Regions from separate parts of the Homo sapiens genome. Here region 2 is linked to region 1. A link is an interaction called in ENCODE POLR2A ChIA-PET data of the cell type or tissue named here. Cell type or tissue: PC-9. All regions are shown on one strand.

The links. ChIA-PET counts read pairs that join two places held together with the same protein. Peaks named below come from ENCODE experiments on the same cell type or tissue, not always from the same donor. Only the 100,000 strongest peaks of a DNase experiment are listed, where the experiment ranks them.
Region 2: POLR2A ChIA-PET joins it to region 1 with 16 read pairs; 2 of 35 experiments call an interaction of 5 or more read pairs at or near these places.

What each region holds. Positions count from the first base shown.
Region 1 is chr20:50,428,027-50,430,526 of GRCh38, reverse strand. It overlaps the pseudogene RN7SL636P. Among named protein-coding and RNA genes, the nearest start is that of PTPN1, 81 kb to the left of the region's middle. In PC-9, no CTCF peak of the experiment used is centred here; no DNase peak of the experiment used is centred here.
Region 2 is chr20:50,740,575-50,743,074 of GRCh38, reverse strand. The region is part of intron 2 of PARD6B (par-6 family cell polarity regulator beta); the gene reads right to left. Among named protein-coding and RNA genes, the nearest start is that of PARD6B, 10 kb to the right of the region's middle. In PC-9, no CTCF peak of the experiment used is centred here; DNase peaks (open chromatin) are centred at 974 and 2,159; H3K27ac peaks cover 2,500 bases.

The sequences.
Region 1 (2,500 bases):
CTTTCTGGCAAGGGCCGTGTTGTGCGCTGTAGGGTACCGAGCAGCATTCCTGGCTGCCACCCACTAGGGCCGGCGGTTGGCTTCCTCTCCCAGTCGCGGTGATTGAAAATGCAGGGCTGGGCACGGTGGCTCACGCCTGTAATCCCAGCACTTTGGGAGGCCGAGGTGGGCGGATCGCTTGAGGTCAGGAGTTTGAGACTAGCCTAGCCAACATGGTGAAACCCTGTCTCTACTAAAAATACAAAAATTAGCTGGGCGTGGTGGCGGGCGCCTGTAATCCCAGCTACTCAGGAGGCTAAGGCACGAGAATCGCTTGAACCCAGGAGGTGGAGGTTGCAGTAAGCCGAGATCGCCCACTACACTCCAGCCTGGGAGACAACGGGACCCTGTCTCAAAAAAAAAAAAAGAAAAAGCAAAAAGAAAAAAAAATGCCTCCGGGCATTGTCAAATGTCGCCCAGGGTACAAAAGTGTCCCTGGTTAAGACCCACTGCACTAGACCCGCTGAAGAAAACCCCTTAAACCAACCAGACAGGGCTGGTATGGGCTGGCATGGGGACTTGCATGGGGCTGGCATGGGGACTTGGGACTGCTCCCCCTTCCACCCTCTACTGCTTCTCTTTACTCCTTCCCCAGATTGGCAGATCTGGTTCTGCTACCCTCCCCCTGGGATCATTTGGGCAGGGGCTTAACCTCTCTGAGCTCCATTTTCTCATCTGAAAAATGGGCCTTAAGAGGCCTTCTTGCACAGGCCCATTTGGAGTGATGATTATAATCATAACGTTGATGGTAATAATAAAACAGCTCACAATTTCAGAATGCCAACTTTGTTCCAAGCCCCGTGGTAAGTGATTTACATGTCTCAACACATTGAGGCTTCACACCCAGTGTGTTAGGCTGGGGCTGACAGTGCAGACACCCACTGCCCATGCCCGGGCTGCTAACTTGCTATTTTCCCCTCCTTAGGGTGTCACATTCCACATTCCAGCCAGTGGGAAAAGGAAAGGGGGAATGGCATACCCTTTCCCTTTAAGGTACAACCTAGGCTGGGCACAGTGGTGTGAGCCAGAAGTCCCAGCTACTCGGGAGGCTGAGGCGGGAGAATCACTTGAGTCCAAGAGTTCTGGGTTGTAGTGCGCTGTGTCAATCGGGTGCCTACACTAAGCTCAGTATCAACATGGTGATCTCCCTGGGAGAGGGGAACCACCAGGTTGCCTAAGGAGGGCTGAAATGGCCCAGATCGGAAAGGTCAAAACTCCCGTGCTGATCCAGTAGTGGAATCACTCCCGTAAATAGCCAGAACACTCCAGCCTGGGCAACAAAGTGAGACCCTGTCTCTAAAAAAAAAAAAAAAAAAATACAGCCTGGCTGGGCATGGTGGTTCACCTCTGTAACTCTAGGCCAAGGTGGGAGGGTCACTTAAGGCCAGGAGTTCGAGACCAGCCTGAGTAACATAGCAAGACCTCATCTCTAAAAAAATTAAAATTAATAATTAAAAAAATAAAGTACAGGCTGGGTGCAGTGGCTCATGCCTGTAATCTCAGCACTTTGGCAGGCTCAGGTGGGGGGATCATGAGGTCAGGAGATCGAGACCATCCTAGTCAGGTGAACCCCCCCGTCTCTACTAAAAATATAAAAATTAGCTGGGTATGGTGGTGTGTGCCTATAATCCCAGCTACTTGGGAGGCTGAGGCAGGAGAATCACTTGAACCCAGGAGGTGGAGGTCGCACTGAGCCGAGATTGTGCCACTGCACTCCAGCCTGGTGACAGAGCAAGACTCCCTCTCAAAAATAAATAAATTAATTAACTAATAAAATAAAATAAAATAAAATAAAGTACAACCTGGAAATCAGCCACATAGCTTACAGTCACATCCCGTTGGCCAGAACTTGGTCACATGGGTACATCTGACTGCAAGGGAGGCTGGGAAATGTACTTTTTATTGAGACAGTCCTATGCTCAGCTACAAGTTCATTACTATGGAACTAGGGGAAGATACTTAGGGACAACTAACAGTCTCAACCACATTCCATTTCACAGATAGGGAAACTAAGGCACAGCATAGTTAAGTGGTTCCTCAAGGTCACAAAGAGAGTAAGGAAATAAGACAATGTGTGTAAAGTGCCAGGCAACATTTAAGTGCTCAAAGCCAGCCTTCTCTAGCCACGCTCTTCCCACACATCCTTTGAGTATCATCCATTGAAATTTATTTGTTTCAAGGGTCCCCTTTAGAGGAGCATGCTGGAATTTCATGCACCGTGAGGACTGATAAGTTTTCTTCTGCCCTTGAAATCCACACCCTTTAGGTCATCCAGGTGAGATCCACAAAATAACCCAATGGTTTTCAGGATAATTTCTCAAGCAGAGCAAAGGACTCACATGCCCCAGTAGGAGATATGTTGAGGCAAGTTCCCGGCCAGAAAGATTCTCCTCAACTACACGGAAACTGAGGCCCAGAGAGGGGACAGGACTTTGCCGAGGCCACACAGCCAGCTTCTGAC
Region 2 (2,500 bases), 310 kb before region 1:
ACAGCAATAACCTCAACAATGAGAGCAGAAAGTCTATTCTGTACCTTCTCTTCCCCATCTCCCGAATCAATTAGGATAAACTCTAATACTCTTAACAGGGAATGGGGGATTGGGATCCTCTGCATGAAAATAACTTTTAAGATACCAGGTTTCTTGTGCTTTGTTTTTGCTCCCATGATAACTGCTCTAGGAATAGAGTATGGGGTTTTTCTTCTAACAATAAATTGTTATAAAAATTTTTCAAGATATCCAACAACACTATCTTAAACTTCAGACTATAAAGTAGTTTACACATTGAATTGTAAGCTTTCACTTTAAAGAAATTTTAGTAGAGTATCAGATGTTAAAAGATCACATAGTTTTAAATTTTAAAATGGTTTTGCAATTTGCTTTTCAAAAATCACTTGGGGGCCAGGCGCAGTGGCTCACACCTGTAATCCCAGCACTATGAGAGGCTGAGGAGGGTGGATCACCTGAGGTCAGGAGTTTGAGACCAGCCTGGCTAACGTCGTGAAACCGTGTCTCTACTGAAAACACAAAAATTAGCCGGGCATGGTAGCACACGCTTGTAGTCCCAGCTACTTGGGAGACTGAGGCAGGAGAATCGCTTGAGCCCAGGAGGTAGAGGCTGCAGTGAGCCGAGATCACACCACTGCACTCTAGCCTGGGCAACAGAGTAAGACTCTGTCTCAAAAAAAATAAAATAAAATAAAATAAAATAAATCACTTGGGGCCAGGCACGGCGGCTCCCACCTGTAAACCCAGCACTTTGGGAGGCCGAGGTGGGCGGATCACTTGAGGTCAGGAGTTTGAGAACAGTCTGGCCAACATGGCAAAACCCTGTCTCTACTAAAAATACAAAAATTAGCTGGGCGTGGTGGCACGCATCTGTAGTCCCAGCCACTCTGGAAGCTGAGGCACAAGAACCTGGGAGGCGGAGGTTGCAGTGAGTGGAGGTCACGCCCCTGCATTCCAGCCTGGGTGACAGAGCAAGACTTAAAACAAAACAAAACAAAACACCAGTACATATTAAGTGTAACTTCTGCCTTACTGATGCCTAACTGAAATCAAAAAGCAAACAGAAAATGTGCTGTAATCAAGCAGTAAAATGTAACTATACTTAATGTCATACTTTATATTAGTTCCTTGAATTAAATGTTCATTAAGGTTTACATAAAATCAGATTTCTAGTTAAGCATCTGCTCAACTTTGCTTAAAAGACAGAGTGCGGCCGGGCGCGGTGGCTCACGCCTGTAATCCCAGCACTTTGGGAGGCCGAGACGGGCGGATCACGAAGTCAGGAGATCGAGACCATCCTGGCTAACACAGTGAAATCCCGTCTCTACTAACAATACAAAAAAAAAAATTAGCCGGGTGTGTTGGCGGGCTCCTGTAGTCCCAGCTACTCAGAGGCTGAGGCAGGAGAATGGTGTGGAGCTTGCAGTGAGCCGAGATCGCGCCACTGCACTCCAGCCTGGGGGACAGAGCTAGACTCCGTCCCCACTCCACAAAAAAAAGAGTGCATGCATTATAGTACACTAAGTAAGTCTGCCAGATTTAGATGCTGCGACCTGATGGTAAACCAGACAGACAGGAAACAAGTTAACATATTCTTAAATAAGATATTTCCAGGTCTTCAGAGGATGATGTGGTAAAGGTGGGAAGGTGGAGGGCTTTAGTTAGGGTAGTCAGAAGAGACTCCTCTGACAAACTTATCTGAGCTAAGCAGGAGGAGGCAGACGTGGGAAGAACCGAGGGTGAAGTGTCCTTAAGAATAACCAAGCATAAGAGCACAGAAACAGAAACAAGCTAACGGCTGGGTGCAGTGGCTCACACCTGTAATCCCAGAACACTTCGAGGCCAAGACGGGTGGATCACCTGAGGTCAGGAGTTCGAGACCAGCCTGGCCAACATGGTGACACCCCATCTCTACTAAAAATACAAAAATTAGCCAGGCATGGTGGCATGCACCTGTAGTCTCAGCTACTCAGGAGGCTGAGGCAGGACAATCACTTGAACCTGGGAAGCAGAGGTTGCAGTGAGCCGAGATTGCACCACTGCACTCCAGCCTGGGTGACAGAGCAAGACTCCATCTCAAAAAAAAAAAAAAAAAGAAACAAGCTCATCAAGTCTGAGGAACAGGAAGGAAGCCAGTGTGGCTGACTGTGATGAGGGAGTGAGAGAATGAGGGAAGATGAGGTTGGGAAGTCCAAATCAGAAGGGATTTTATTCTGGTTGCAATGGGAAATCATCAGAGGGTTTTAAGCAGGAATGAACTGACTACCTACTTTCATTTTTGCTAAAGTCATATTTGTATTAAATTTATATTTTTAAAATCTAAAATATTTCTGTTGAATTGCCTATTTCTAAATCAAATTCTAAGGGCTATCAATTATATTGGACATTTTACCATTAATAAATAGAAAACATTTGCACATAGAAACATATTTCTAAGTTGTAATTCCTATGACAACAATAAAAACCATCAAAGGTCTCAATA